2 separate regions of the Homo sapiens genome follow, and region 2 is linked to region 1. Evidence: chromatin loops called from intact Hi-C (ENCODE). Cell type or tissue: Caco-2. All regions are shown on one strand.

Region 1 (8,000 bases):
CTGAGCAGTCAGTTGGTAAGTTTAAAATTTCAAGAGCGCTCCAAGAGCAAACACAGTAAAGACCATGCAAGTTCCAGAGTCGTGAATTATGACAGAGCTCACTCATTTTATTCCTTGCCTGCAGTTGTTCCAAATCTCATAGCCTCAACTCTCACTGTCCAGACACAGAGAAAACATCTGTTTCCAAAATCCCATTGAAAGTCCTAAGCTTTGCCTTACTTGGGGCCACTTCTGAGTGACTCACAGAAGTCATTAGGTTGCTATGTGGCAATTAGTTTAGGCCTGCGATTTCTTAACCAATCTCTGTGTCAAGAAAGATAGTACCACTCTGATTGGCTTAGACAAATTAGGGTCTACTTTTTGAGGAGGGGATCTTTGGGGAGGAAGCCACAATGTCCTTTATAGGCTTGGAAAAAAATCTGGGTGTGTATTATTGCAAAGCCATTTAAGACTGTGTGTTTCTTTATCAAGAATGCTTTCCATAACCCAAAGATGTCACATATACAAAATTTGAGCAGAAGATTTGCTTCTAAAATAGTTTCATATCTTTTGTAATTCTTAATTATGGTATACATAAATAGACTTACTTCTTCCCCATTGGATGCTATGAAACATACCCATGACTATTTAAAAATAATAATTCACTATTAAATTTAGATAACAAATGTTAATATTGTAAGACAATAGCTTCCCTTAAATTCTAGTTCTCTCTGCTTACTTGATGTGACTATCAGTAGATAAAGGGTCATGATTTGGATCTGGGGAAGGACTTGCTGCTTCTGGTTTGTATAAAGGAATTAAGTAGGGAATGTGTAGGAAATCTGGCTGGGCTCAGCAATGCCAGCTTTAATGGAATCCAAACAGGTTTTCTTAAAAATAAATGGTCATGAGAAAGCTGAACGTCAACCTCCTTTCCTGTTGATAAATGACAATGTATACCAGATTGTATCAACAGTTCCGTGGAGCAGGACACCCCTCTGCTTTTGAGTCTCTGAAAAAAAATTATGCTGCTTTCCAGCAACTGATCTCCTTTTTCTCCATACTACCGCCTTTCTTTGTCATTTCTCTCACACTTTTGTTATCTTCTTTAATTGCAGTATATTCTTTCGCTTGGCAAACACACATACAGCAAAGTCAATCCAAAGTGCTTCTGATTTGAGCAAGTTCCTTGCTCTAGGCTCACCTGAAAATGACCATCTGTGTTCAGGTCATAGAACTTATAAATATACATTTAATTTTTTTTCTGTTTTCCACTCACTTTTTATAAAATAAAGGAAAACAAATTTCACAGTGTTGTCTAAAGACTGTTCAGCAGTTCTGTTCATGATACTGCCTATCTGCACCACTGATGTTGGATAGCACAATTTTTTTTTGTTTTTCAATGAATTAAAATACAACCTAGTATGCAAAAGATGCTAAAATAGGAGAAACAAGGCATATAACATGTGAAACCTGAGAACCCCTTGCGCTTGCCATTCCACACCTTTTCAGAAGACTGAAAACTCTACATTATTGACCATGTTGGTGTCATCAGCACACCTGACAATGATCTTCTTATCCTTATGGAACTGGACATCCTAGCCTTTCTATCTGCTCTTGGCATAATCTCTTCTCTTAGAGGGTACTGTTTATTACTTTTTGAAATTGAAGTGAATACAAATTATTTTTGCTTGGAGAATATCTTTGAGAACTTCATGACACCCTTTGAAAATTTGAAAATGGTTGGGTTTTTGGTTTGTTCCAGAGGCCATATTTGGTAAACACCAACTTCTGAGGCAAACAACATTTCTGCACAGCTGGCCCCAGAGGCGGTCCTTGTGCCAAATCCACCCATGCAATGGTTGATGCCAAAGAGTTCAGAAACACAAATCCAATTTAATTCTGGCTCAAAAAAGCAATAAGTGTTTAAATTGGATTTCTGTGGAGTTTGTTCTTATTAAGCACAGCACGCAAACTGCTTTATAGGCATTTATTATTTAGTTATTTCTAACAAAGGATCTTATAGATCCAGCATCTATAATTAATCGGGAATGAGAGTAGATGCTAGCCAACATATGCTCTGTGACCCAGAACTTGCACTAGGAAAGCTATCAGGTTTGTACCAAACACCAGGGTCGTTGGCAAAAGTTTGCTTCATTAAATTCGGCTTTGTGGGTTTTATGCTTTTAATCCAGGCTCTCAGCTCTGTCTGTCAGCCTTACCTGTATCATATTAAACTTAACAGGGTCAATATGATGCAAAGAGGTGGCACCTGGAAAGTGGTGTATCAGTGACTCCGCTTTCAATCCAATCATCCTCCCATTATGTCTTGTCATCTTTCAACTCCAGTGGTCCTGAGGCTTCTTCCAGGCACCTCCACTCGAGATTATTCCTGGATATGTGCTCACCCCCATGTGGCCCATGCTCCATAATGATGGGTCCCATCTCGATCTCTATAAATTTCCTTTTCTGTTGAAGCACTAATGAAAAGATAATTTCATAAATGGTTATGGGAATGGCTTACTTGGTTCTCGGTTGCTTTTTATCTTTTCCTAATTACTTTGCATTTTAGTAAGAGCCTTCCAGAAACAGAGCCTAAATAAACCAGGGTTGTAATGGTGGAGATGGCAGCCCCATGAAGCTAATGAGATAGTTGGAGTCAGACTTATTGCGTGGCCATGGGAGGTCTGGCTCTGCTTACCTACATTTTATACTTGGCCCAGAACCTTGCTCACAGCATTTGATAAGCAACCCATTGTTCTGATTCCTAGACACTGATGTCAGAAACAAGCACTCACCTGCTAGTGTTGATCACATACTCCATGATTATTTATCAAAAAAGGCCTTTTCTTTATGAGACTGTTGTTCAGTAGGCCCTTTATAGTCACAAAGGATAATTCTCATAAGCTTTAATAAATTCCAAATATGAGTTTAGAAATGTTAGTGCTAGTTCTGGCTTTTCTTGGTTTCTATTTCCAATGAGAGTCATGTGCTTTCAATGCATATATTCACATTACAAGTTAATTCTTTTCATCTTTCACACTAAGCTTTTGTATTTTGTTTAGTGTATTTTTTTTATTTCACAGGAGAACAGAAAAGTTTACTTTGCCACAGTCAGTAATATAGAAAAGATCGAAAAGAGAATAAAGAAAGTGTTCTAAGAAGTGGCTGCTGTGTGGATGACTAGGTTCACTAACTAGCTGGGTGACTTATTTCTATGTCAGCCTTGCAGTGGACACTATTAACATTTGGGCATCTGCAAAATTATACCTTACTACATCATGGATTTTCAGATTAATAATCAAGATGTAAACTCATAAGTGCTAAAAGTGTGAATGCCACAAGTCTATTTTATTGACTTTGACTTTTGTGGTTTCCTAGCTCTTTTTTTTTTTACATAGTTGCCTTGAGTAATTCATCTACTCCCTTTCTGCCCTAGTTTTCTCATTCATAAAATAAGTATAACAGTACATACAAATGCTGTCTTCCACAGGGTTGGTTGTTATGGGAATTAAATATGTTAATATGAGTAAAATGCATAGAAAAATGCACAGAAGTCTTACTGTTGTAACACTAAAGCTACAACTAATATTACTGCTATAATTATTGCATTATTGTTAATTGGCCTGATAATTGCATTATCTCATTTTGTATAATGTTGGGCGAGGAATTCATTCAAGTAGGAAAGATCTAAAAGATAATACATTAGAAAAGACAAAAGTAAAACAAGTACAAATTTCTAATTTCTCCTCTAGGCCCTACACACTCTTCAAATCCTAAACTTTTGGACTTCTATCTCTTACACCTAAAGTGAACCTTCTAGAGGTAATTGCCATCTGCATAGTTAGACATGTCCAAAACAGATTAGCACTCTCTTTATTTGTGCACATAAATTGCTATGTCTTTTATTCAATAAATAATTTTTGGTCACTTATTCATGACATCGTGGATGATACAAAGATGAGAAGCACATGATTTCTATTATCAGAGAGAAAGAAGAAAAATATATGGACATGTGACTAAAGTCAAACGTGCCATGTCAACAAGTATGGGCAGAATCAGCTGTCGTGCAGTAGATGAATATTTTGGCTATATGCAAGATCAGTGGAGCATCAATCACTCAGTCTGAATGTGCAGCAATTAGATTCAGTTAGGTTAATCTGTTACTGGATTCCACCATTCCAACATCTGGTTGGCTCAGTCATAAAAGTGTTTATTATCTCCGTAAGTCAGTCTAAACTCATAGTAGGCTGCCACTTGGAGCTTCTGCAGTGATAGGACACCAGCATTCTTTCCCTCAGTGGCCTATGACTGCTGTTGGTCAGGTGTCTACAGTGACTTCAAGATGATTCCACATCCTTGAATCATTTCTCAACACTTACCAGTGCACTGGGTTGTTGGGATATAAACACAGGAACCCACAAACAAGACATCCTCTTTCTGGGACTGACTATAAATCCCTATCCCGTATTCATACTGGAAAACTGGTAAGACCTTGTAACCCTCAGCATTCTTTTGCTATCTGAGAATTAGGGGCTGGAATTTAGGCCAGCTCTTTTCTAGGCTTTCTTGATTTTTCCACTCCAATGGAAGAAAAGCAGAGGAGGAAGCAAGCAGGAAGACATGGAAAAGAGGACAAGATCTATGTCCCTCCGACTAGGGCAGAGTTTGGATAAGCATCCCATTCCAGCCCTATTCTCTGGTTACCTTGCGCTTTTCATGGTTGACAGGATGGGAACCCTCCCAAACAGCAGGCTGCGCCGGCCCTAACTTATGTGACCGGTTGTAAAGGAGAAAAGGCTAAATCAATAGGGTTATAAAAGCACATACCATGCAGAAGTTCAGAGAAAGCAACAAGGAAGAACCTGAAAAGTCAAGAGCATCACCATTATCAGAGAAGTTTCACTTCTAACCCCATTTACTTAGCATACTGAGCTCCACCTTTACCATAGTGACCTCCTGGTAAGTGGGTGCCAGGAGCTCCCCCTAGAGTTTAAAATGTGCCATTGTCAATACCTCTTAACAGCCTGGGGGAAAATGCTTGTCTGGCAGGCATAAGGCCCAGAGGAGATGGGAGTTCAGAAGTCTACGTATTAGGTTGGTGCAAAAGTAATTGCGGCTTTTGCCATTCATTTTGCACCAAGCTAATACACAATTACAAGCCAAAGTAGATATCTCTCCCTCTTCCCTAAGCACCCCTCCACTTGAAGTGATTTTGCCCACACCACATTTGAACAAACTCAAACTGCCCCCTTCAAAATGATGGGATGGGGGAGTGGGGAAATGGTTAAGTCTGTCAGCTAAGCTGTCCCAGAGTTCTCAGAGTCAGAATGGAGACGATTGCTTTGGTATCTGTTTGATGGCACACAAGGAAGAAAAGGCAGCTACACATCTTTCTCTTGCCCTTTGGCAGCAGATCACAAATGTCACAGCTTGGGAGGGTGCCAATTAGTGCCCCTTGTATCCTAAATAACCTGCCACAGAAATAAAATACCAAGCAGTCCTTGCTTTGTCCTTGTGAGTTGGGGCCCATGCTTTCCCCCATATAGAGTATCTAATTTTGAAAATGTCACTGTAGATATCGGCACACAGTGATTCTACAGCTGGAGAGATGAAGGTGGAGGCCGCATATGATTTGAGTCACCATGCTTCTCCACGGACTGCACTAAGTCTCGTCTATAGGACTCAAGTTAGGTAGCAGTTCATAGAAATGGCATGAGGTCAGATAAAGTAAACGATTTCAATCACACTTGAAAAATACAATGTGTGTGTGTGTATGTGTGTGCGTGTGTGTGTTGTGTGTATGTATGTGTGTGTGTGTAAAACACATTCTCAAAAAGGGGGTGATAGTATAATACTTAGATGTGAAAAAGGACAACTCTGATAATTGTAGAAAATTACCTTGGTATGTGCATATATACCTTTTGAAAATAGAGATGTTTAGGCATTTTATATTCATTTTTTAGAGTTCCACTTTTTTTTTTTTTTTTTTAACATTCTCTTCTCTTTCTCTGTTGATTTACCGATAGAATATGTGTGTGTCAGGACACTTGGCAAGATAGAGACAGCTGGAAGTAATAGAGCCAAGCTCTGTTTGAAAAGCTGAATTTTCACAAGTGGTTTGGGGTTTAGGTGTGGGGAGCAGAAATCCTGGGCTTCGGAATAACTTTTGAAAAGTTGCTCCCTTGACGTAAAGATTTGAAAGAAGTAATTCACAGCCTGCCTTGCACTTTTTAAAAGTTGTGTAACATTACGCCACCTACCACAAAAGAAAAAATGTATATAGGAAAAGACACGTCAACATTATTTCGAATGATGTATTTTTAATGTCATAACTTTCTATTATTATTTAATCTGTCAAGGAAAACATATACTGGAAACATTTGAGAATCCTCCCTCCCTGCCACCTTTGCAACACACACATGTCCACACGCACTTTTCTTTGCCAAAAGTAAGAAGCTGGGGTCTGGAAGGCTTGCTCCTGAATATGGTGTATATCTTATGTAAATAAAACAGAGCATGCAGCTCAAAAAGAGGAAAGTAGTTTGTTTTTCCATCTTTGATTTCTGCTGTTGTGGCTCCTCTTTGTTACGAATTAAGTCTTTACCATCATTTAGTGAAATGTTATCCTCGTAATGGTAACCTGGATTGTTACCAAGTTACTTTTACAGACACCATCTCCATTTCTCCAGTGATCTAGTAACTCCGTGGTGGATTTAACTCCCCTATTGTTTTTGGCTTATACACATGAGTCTGTCTAATGCAAGCTGTGTTTTTCTGGGGGCCGAATAAAAAGTCTTCATGAGTGATAGTGCTGGGGTTGCAGTATTGAAACATACTATTGGGATCCGTTTTCTGATTTTGACTCAGTAGCCTGTCAGAGGCAGAATGCTTCTCCTTTTGATAACAGGGCTAACTAGTTTCTGAAGGAATGCATAAAAGAGTCAGGCTGTATGAATTCCAGAGTCTTAAATTCCTTTAGCTATGCCCTGCAATCTTTAAGCAGGAAATATAAACATGTACCAGCTATAAAATGTGTGAGAACAATAATAGGAATGGCTATCTTTCTTGCATCTCTCAAGTGTGACATACAGAGGAGAGCTGTATCTTATTACTAACCTTGTCCATCAAGCTAATATTTGTATATTGCTTTTCTAGGGCCTAATGGCTGAGCCCTATCTCTGAATATTGGATAAAGGAGCAATTAGAATCGTTTGTGCCAAACCCCAGAGTTGGAACTGCAGGCCCTTTTAATATGAGTCCAATAAGGAAAGGTTTAGTGTAAATGAAGGTCAGCTGTCTTGAGGTCCCTGACCAAAGCTCTGTGTGAAAGCTAAACAGAGCCGGAGGGAGTTTTTTTCACCTGGCTATAGGCTAAATGCAACACAGCCCTATAGCATGCAGATGCTCCCAAATAACTAACTTATTTTCACAAGGAATTATAAAGCATAGGAAAATTAATAAATTAAACATAGCTCCAGTCCTGCCCCCAAGAATAGATTGCACTACTAAGTTTTGGCAAAAGTAAGAAGAGACCATAAAAGTATTAGAAAAAAAAAGAAGGAATAATTTATTAAAAGTTTCTATTTTTTAAGTAAGTATATGATAAAAATAAAGATGTTTCCAATTTGATTTCTAAATCTTTGACTCTTCAATTGCTTGGTTTCCATGCTTGGCATGGAAAGAAGAAAGGAAAGGAGAAAGAAGGAAGGAAAGAAGAATTGCAGGCAAGTAAGAATGAAAAAAGGTAAGGACAGGAAGAAGGAAGAAAGAAGGCAGAAGGAATAAATGAATGAATATGCCTGAATGGCCACATGGAAAATTTAAAAATTATCCAATGCTGAGTAAAAATCAATGACAGCCAGTAAACAAGCACATAAGCACACTCCCCTAATAATCCGTCAAATAGGATGTTTTTAAATCACAGCAATATTTGTTATTTCTTCTGATGCTTTCTATTTGTTCCAAGCCTTAGAGCATAAGGCTAGCTACTAAAGAGCAGAAAGAGAAATCGAATTCGG
Region 2 (8,000 bases), 170 kb before region 1:
TCTGTATTGTTTTCCATTGATCTATTTCTCCATCCTTTTGCCAATACCACACTGTCTTGATTACTGAAGCTTTATGGTAAGTCTTGAAGTCAGGTAATATCAGTCCTCTGACTGTTTTCCAATATTGTGTTGGCTATTCTGGGGCTTTTATCTCTCCACATAAACTTTAGAATCAGTTTGTTTATATCCACAAAATAACTTGCTGGAATCTGGGTTGGGATTGCATTGAAAATATAGATTCTTCTTTCCAACTGAAAAGTTGGGAAGAACTGACATCTTGACAATATTGAGTATTTCTATCCATGCACATAGACTATCTCTTCATTTATTTAGTTCTCCTTTGATTTTTTTTTTATCAGTTTTGGAGTTGTCCTCATATAGATCTTTTACATATTTTGTTAGATTTACACCTAAGTATTTCATTTTCAGGTAGCTAATATAGACGGTATTTTGTTTTTAATTTCAAAATCTACTAGTTTATTGTTGGTACATAGGAGAATGTTTGACTTTTGTATATTAACCTTCTATCTTGCAATCTTGCTATAATTGCTTATTTTCTCCAGGATTTTTGGGTCAAACCTGGATTTCCTACATAGACAATCATGTCATCTATGGATAAAGACAATTTTACTTCTTTCTTTCCCATCATTATGCCTTTTATTTTATTTTATTTTATTTTATTTTATTTTATTTTATTTTTCTTGTCTTGCTGCTTTATCTAGGACCTCCATTGTGATGCTGTTAAGTTCCTGGTCTGATAATTTCAATATTCCTTCCATATCTGATTCTGATGCTTGATCTGTCTCTTCAAACTTTTGCTTTTTTCTTTTAGTAAGTCTTGTAAGTTTTTCTTGACAGCCAAACATAATGTACTACGTAGAAGAAAAAAAAGAACGACAATAAATAAGCCTTTAGTCATGTGGTGGTTAGATGTCAGGGGAGGGGAAGTATTATATAGTTATGTGATTAGATCTCAGTCTCTTGGCAACCCTGTACCTCTGAACTGTGAACATCTCAAGTGTTTCTTAGGTCCTCCACCTCTTTTAGGTGGGGCAAGAGGGCTAGAGTAAACTGGAATTAGGCATTTCCTTTCTTCTATCTGGAAGGCTAGAGTGGGCTAGAGTTGAGTATTTCCCTTTCCCCAGGTTGGTTAGGATCTGATAGAACCCCAATAGTTTAGGCTCAGGTGAAATATTTTCTCTTGAAGGCAGGCCTTATTATGACACACAGAATGCTGTGGCATGTTTCAAGATGTTTCTTCTTTTTTCCCTTCCCACTTCTGGAAGCATGAGGGGATTTTTCTCTAATATTCATTGTGAGAACCTGGTCCAGCTCCTGGAGGTAAAAACTCACAAAAGCATGATAGCCCTGGATGAATGGATCCCCTTGGAGTTTCCATCATTCAGACTGGTCCACATGGAGCCTCTAGTAATCCGTCAGTTAGAGTTTAGGCTTTTCTACTCCAGTACTCGTTCCTGCGGAGGCTTCTGCTAAGGGATTTCTGCTCAGATAAGTTGTGATTCTCTGTACCCACCTGTCTGTCTCTCCAGTTTTGGGGACAGCAGTTTGCTCTGTGACCTCACTTCTTCGAAGGATCTAAAGAAAGTTGTTGCTTTCTTTTAGTTGGTTTAGCTGTTCACGTGTTGGCACATGTGTTAGGACAGAGTGACATCTTCCAAACTCCTTGCATGTTGAACCGCCTATATATTGTTATTCTCACTATCTAGGATGTCTAGGAAAGTAAGAAAAAGATCATGTGCTGGCTCTCATTTTGTCATCCTCCTGACTCTTCATTTTCTTTGAGCCTAGGGACAAAAATGAAGGCCTGTTACTTTGTAAGAAGAAAAATGTCACATGTTCATAAGTGAAATACTGAGCAAACATCGACTCGATTTTTCCCTGAGGAATTGCTTCAATCTACACAAAAGCTCCACCTTCCCAAAGAGGTCCATCAAAGTAAATCTCTAACATTTGTGTTTAAATGGATAGTTATTTCTACTATGAGCACATCCTGAACTTCTTTTCCTGCCCCAGCAGGTTTTCCTGGCACATTACAACTCCAGGCTATCTTGTATCTGCTTACTACAGCTCAAGCAGGAGAACAGATTGATTTTTGATGAGAAATATGCCTTTTCTGGGGTTTCCTTATTCTACCACAAACTTGGTCCAGAGCTCATTGTTTGTGAAATACTGTCATTCATTATTAAGACGAACAATGATGCCTGCTGTGGGAAATGTGCATTTTAAAATGCAGTTTTCCTCCTTTAAAATTCTGTGGCTTATTTGGTCTCTTCATTCTCCTGTCATTCGTCAAACACTTGCTATACCCCAAGTGCCTTGCTGTGGTTAAGAGGAATGAGCCAGGTTCTGTCTGTTTGAGGGAAATGGTACATGCATCACTTCCAATTACATTTCTCTAGGCATTTTCAGGAGCAGTAACTTATGTATGGGTAAAACTTAGAAATCCAAAACCAGCCAAGGGGATGTTTTAGGTAGAATAGTAAAAGATCTTGTATGCAATTATTGCATGAATCGCAGTCGATTACTCAGGTCATTCTAAATTCATTTTAGATGATTTAAAGAAACGTATCCATATTACTAGGATGTGGTGAAATCCACTGTATAGCAATTTGGGGAGTTTAAGAAGTTTCCTTTGGGAGTTGATATTATAGACAATGACATGTATTTTATAATTTCTTCAGAGGTTTGGCTATAAACAAGACAGTTTTGTTGAAATCTGTTCATCTACTATCAGTTCCTCTTCCTCAGGAAGAGAATCTGAAAAAAAAAGGTAGGTAATGTCAAGTTCCAGGGGCAGAGAGGGGATAGTGAATCCATACTTGATCTTAAAAATTGAGCCCACCTATACTTCCAGTCATCACTCTGTGGCACATTGAAGAGCATGGAGCCCCCACCTGGTTTTCCAGGCCTACTGTGCACAACAGCATTCCTGTACCTTTAGGCTTTCTTATATCTTTCAGCTTTCTCTCCTTACTAAGCAAATAAGATACATTTAGGGAAGGAGGGCTAACAAGAAGACCTGTAGGGGAGCAAAATGCTTGTGACTTGTGCAGTTTAGTCTTCACAACAAGAGAGAGTAGACTTATCCCCTCTTATATGTTACCGGTGAAGACATTGAGGAATAGAGACCTGTTTTGCTCACTCAGATTGTACTTTTCAGGGGAAGGATTCAATGCCTGGTAGGTCTGACTCTAAAGCCAGGGTTTCTCTTGAACCAGATCTCAGCTCTCTTTGAATTCATCAAATTGGTATGAAGGATTTATTATGCAGAGAATATTTTTACCTTGGACAGATAGTCAGTAATTGAAGCCAGATTCCAAAGGTGGCAAAGACCTAGATAGGAATGAAAACCATCTTCAAGTGTTGTATATCCTCAGAGGGATTTCTGAAACATTGTGTGTTCACCAGCAGCATTAGTTCTCACTCAATGTATCAGTCATATTTTTCCGCATTACAAACAACCTCTAAAACCAAGTAGCTGACAGCAAATAGCATGTATTGTCTTATTTACAAGACTGCGGGTTGGCTGTGGTTTAACTGATCAAGACTGGGCTTGGCCTAACCAAGCTGGACTCTTGGCTTCTGCTGGGCACAGGTCTTTTCCTTCTTTTTCATTTCAGGTACCTGTCTGAAAGGGCAGTAGTTATCTCGGACATTCTCTTTCCATACCAGCAAACACTTTAAAACTTCACATCTGCTCACATACCACTGACTAAAGCAAGTCAGATGGCCAAAGTCAACATTGATGGGGCAGGGAAATATGTTCCACCCAGGGTGGCAGGCTCTGCAAATTCAGATGGCAAAGATAAGCGAAGAATTGGGAACACTTATCTAATCCAGCACTCTCAGAAAGTGATCTAAAAAAGGTGTCACAAGAGTCTAATGGTGTTACTGCTCATGTCAGACTTGAAGCTATGTCCTCTGACTCAACACTGGAATTTTAGGAATGCCTCACTTGATATCTTTTGGAATGTCTTTGAAAATGAGTTTTAGGATGATGTCCTCCAGCAGATTTTAATTATATCATATAATGTACTTTTAATCACAAAATTGTATCCAATTATGTATTATTTTTAATCATAATCTTAGTCCTTCAAATTCTTTTCATCTCTGTCTCAATCAGCAATAGTGTGGCTGCCATTGTATACCCTATCTAAACCATAGAATAGAAGTCTTGCCCACTGGACCACCCTTTTTTAGGCAGATTCCACGTGCTACCAGCGGATGAAGTCAGACAGAACTCAGAATAGAGTGTCATGGCCAAGGTCTGTCTTAAGATTCAAACATGAAAAGGAAAGATTCTCCATGCCAAATGTTCACCTCAGGGGAGCTGAACACTGAGAAGTTTTACAGAGGAATTCCTAGAATTTTGAGGGCAGTTTACAAACTCAGGCCTTCAGGGGGCTTGACTATCACTGAAGAGCAAAAGCCAATAGTCAGGGGATTTGAGGGCTATCTTTCTTTCTTCTACACTAAGATAATAAGGGTGAATGCTGCTGAGACGGTGATGACGTGTTCAGCATGCCTGCCTCTGGAGAATCATGCACCTGTCTGTGCCTGTGAGAGCATAAAAGCTCCATGAGACACAAGTGGTTTACATCCTGGGAGTCAGTAACAAAGCTAAGAGACCCTGTCTGGTGCTGTGTCCCTGAAAGGGGTCCTTCAGTCTGTCCTAGTCTAGGGATCCTAGGACACAGGCCTTTGTCAAAACCCCAAGCCAAGGGGACCTAGCTGTCATTCTCCTAGGTCGTGTTTTTAAGTTGATCAAGGTCACGTGCATGGAGTGTCTAGGCCAGCAGAAACTCCAGAGAGCAGCACAGAAGTTTGTATCCTGCCCTCCAGTGAGAGGGCTTATTCTCATAGGCCTCAGGTGGCACAGAATCACTGCAGGATGCTAGGCAGCCTCCTAGGACACAGGATCAGGCAGGTATTTCTCATGTTCCCAAATGTGGCATGACACCATGTTGAGCACCTATTTTGCTTTGAGCCCGAAGGTGGAAAGGAGAACAAGACAGACAGAGCTCTGTCTCATGGAGCTTAAATTCCAGCAGGGTGGACACACAATAACCAAGCAAACAAAACGGACATCATTTCAGGTAGTGATAAGAGCAGCAAAAGACCCCTGCAATCCAAGGTGAGGAGTTTAGATTTTGCCCATAGTGCAGAGGAAGCCCCACTGGGGGGCTCCTAGCGTGGATGTGACATGGTGTGCTTTATGTTTGGAAAGATCACTAGCTACCAGGACTATGCACCATCGAATGCCACCCATTCAATAAGCAGAAACTGCATTTTCATCTCTCAGTAGATCCCAATATACGCCTTTTCTATTCAAATGTGATGTCCTCAATGAACTCCTTTGATTACCCCTGTAGGGAAAATGTTCTTTTAAAAAAGAATTTCTAAAAACCCTATTCCAGGTGATTCTATGAGATCTTTCATCTCCTGTCTCAGAAGACTTATCCAGGGGTAGCAGGAACAGCTTGCATAGAATAGAATTTGTTTCACGAACCATTTCTCCAGTCATTATTATAATTCCTTAGGCAAAAGATGATTTCAAAAATACCCTCCGAAATAGACACTGGAGCTCATAAGTTTGAGGAGCTGATGAAGCTTGCATAGATTGTAACCTTGTGTCCTATAAAAATGCAGTTCATTTATACCTGTTTTGCAGAGCAGAGGAAACACAACTTGAAAGGAAAACTTCATGTTTTGCAGTTTTTTAAATAAATGAAAGAAAAAGTGTCTCAAGACCAAAGCTGAATATAGTAGAATTTATGGAGTATCATTTGCTTTGGCACACATAATGTCAAGTGAAATGAAAGAATGGTGTGAAGAGATGAGGATGAGAAGAAGTACAGAATTTCCCTTTTCCCTTTTTATATTATGACTAATTCTAGAGGCCCTGCTAGGGACATCAGTGCTAAGTTGAATAAAATAAAGGAAGGGGTAAGACAGGACCATGGGGAAAGAAGCGATGTCACAAAAGTTCTGTAGTGAGCCAGTGGGCCACAAATTTACACGCTCCAGTCATGTCCAGAGTGATGGTACCTAAATGTTCAAGTGTAATTGAGCCATCAGAACTGCCAGCTTTTCTACCTTCTCAAGAGATTCCTTGGGCCCCACACACACTCTGCAATGAAGACATTAAATGGTAGAATGGGTGCTGTCACCTGAGAAAGAGGGTAGCACATCTAATTCCATGGGTCCTCTGGGCATAGCTTATGCAGAAGGCCATGTGTTTGGTGCTCTGAAACAGCTCCCTGCCCACAGGGGCTTCCAATCTGATTTCCTTTCTTTGGGGTTTCAAACCGTGTAACATCCAGACTGGAGTGTCTGACATAGAGGCTTTCTGGTATGTTCCATCCATTCTGAGGACCAACAACATGCCAGGTTCCAGGCTCCAGGCTAGGGTATGGAGGGGGTGTGGGCTGGTATACTGGTCCTGTCCCTTGCTTGAGTCTTCCACGAGCCACTTTTCCTCTCCTGTAAAATGGGAGATATTATATACATTTTGAAGGGAGTTTTCAAGGTTTGATTTATTTTTTGTGGAAGCCAGAGGTGGTTTGGCTTCTAAGAATAGCCTAGGCTCCCACCCATGCCCACCACAGCATATCATTACTTTCTCTTCAAGCAGATGCAAGTCCAAACTGCCTTACTGGGTTATATTGAGTCTATTAAAACTGCATGACAAAGTCACACCATACTTTGCACACCTCTTGGCATTTCCTTCCTTCCTTCCTTCCTTCCTTCCTTCCTTCCTCCTTTCCTTCCTTCCTTCCTTTCTTCCTCCCTCCCCCTTCCTTCCTTCCTTCCTCCCTTCCTTCCTCCCTTCCCTTCCCTTCCCTTCCCTTCCCTTCTTTCTCTCTTTCTTTCTTTCCTTCTTTCTTTCTCCTTTCTTTCAACAGGGTTTCACTCTGTCACCCAGGCTGGAATGCAGCCTCCAATTCCTAGTCTCAAGCAATCCTCCCATCTCAGCCTCCTGAGTAGCTGGGACTGCAGGCATGTGCCTGGGTGATTTTTATTTTTTAATTTTGTAGAGATAAGATCTCTCTATGTTGCCAAGACTGGTCTAGAACTCCTTGGCTCAAGCAATCCTCCTGCCAAAACATCCCCAAATGCTAAGATTACAGGCATGAACCACCGCACCTGGCCTTGGGAGTTTTCAATATAAATCCAAATTAATTCTGTTGAGGTGATCAGACCCAACACCAGGTCATGGGGGCGACGAAGTCCACCGGAGTCAAAGGAATGAGAAAAAGTTTGAGAGAGAAAGTGGGACCAGGGAGCCATCACGAGTGGGGAGGCTACGAAGGTCCCGAGCTCTGGGAGCCAAAGAAACAGGTAGTGAGGATGTGGGGGTTGAAAGGAAGCAGTGTATCAAGTGAATGAGAAACATATGGCTACTTGAGCTAATGGGAGTGATAGAAGCAAGGAGCCAGCAAGTCTAGCAGATATGCAAGCCCTACCTCAACTTCTGTCCCAACACTCAGCTTTTCTCCCAACAAATTATCTTTGCCTCTTTCCCTCAATACAGTAAAGTCCAATTACATTGCTGTCCATTTACAGAGCAACTCATCTTCCTTTTTCTTTTCTCTTCTACTTTCCATTGTATTCTTATGAAAATTAAACGAGGTAACACAGATAAATGCTACTAAGTAGAGTGACTTATACATAATAATTGCTCAGTAAATGCTAACAGCAGCGGCACTAGCAGCAGTTTATTATTATTTCAAGATTGCTGTCTTGTCTAGTGAGCCAGGTGTGCATGCCAATGTGTGCCTGGACTAGATGACCTTTATACTCCCCGAAGTGAAATATTATGTTACCGTCGTGCTGACAGCCAGTGAGCTCCCCAACTCCTCCCCAATTAATTAGCTATTTTATAGAACATTTCTCTACTGTGCATGTGCTAGAGGTTACAAGTAGAATACAGTGGAGAAGGGGTGATCGCAAGATCAGACATGACACCTCATTGTCTC

What was found. Peaks named below come from ENCODE experiments on the same cell type or tissue, not always from the same donor. Only the 100,000 strongest peaks of a DNase experiment are listed, where the experiment ranks them.
Region 2: a loop joins it to region 1, with 7 times the contacts of the local background. A loop is called at or near these places in 3 of 110 quality-filtered maps.

What each region holds. Positions count from the first base shown.
Region 1 is chr20:15,649,364-15,657,363 of GRCh38, forward strand. The region is part of intron 8 of MACROD2 (mono-ADP ribosylhydrolase 2); the gene reads left to right. Among named protein-coding and RNA genes, the nearest start is that of MACROD2-AS1, 720 kb to the left of the region's middle. In Caco-2, a CTCF peak has its summit at 4,972 (motif pointing left); a DNase peak (open chromatin) is centred at 4,988.
Region 2 is chr20:15,483,388-15,491,387 of GRCh38, forward strand. All of the region lies in intron 7 of MACROD2 (mono-ADP ribosylhydrolase 2), which reads left to right. Among named protein-coding and RNA genes, the nearest start is that of MACROD2-AS1, 560 kb to the left of the region's middle. In Caco-2, no CTCF peak of the experiment used is centred here; DNase peaks (open chromatin) are centred at 3,784 and 4,524.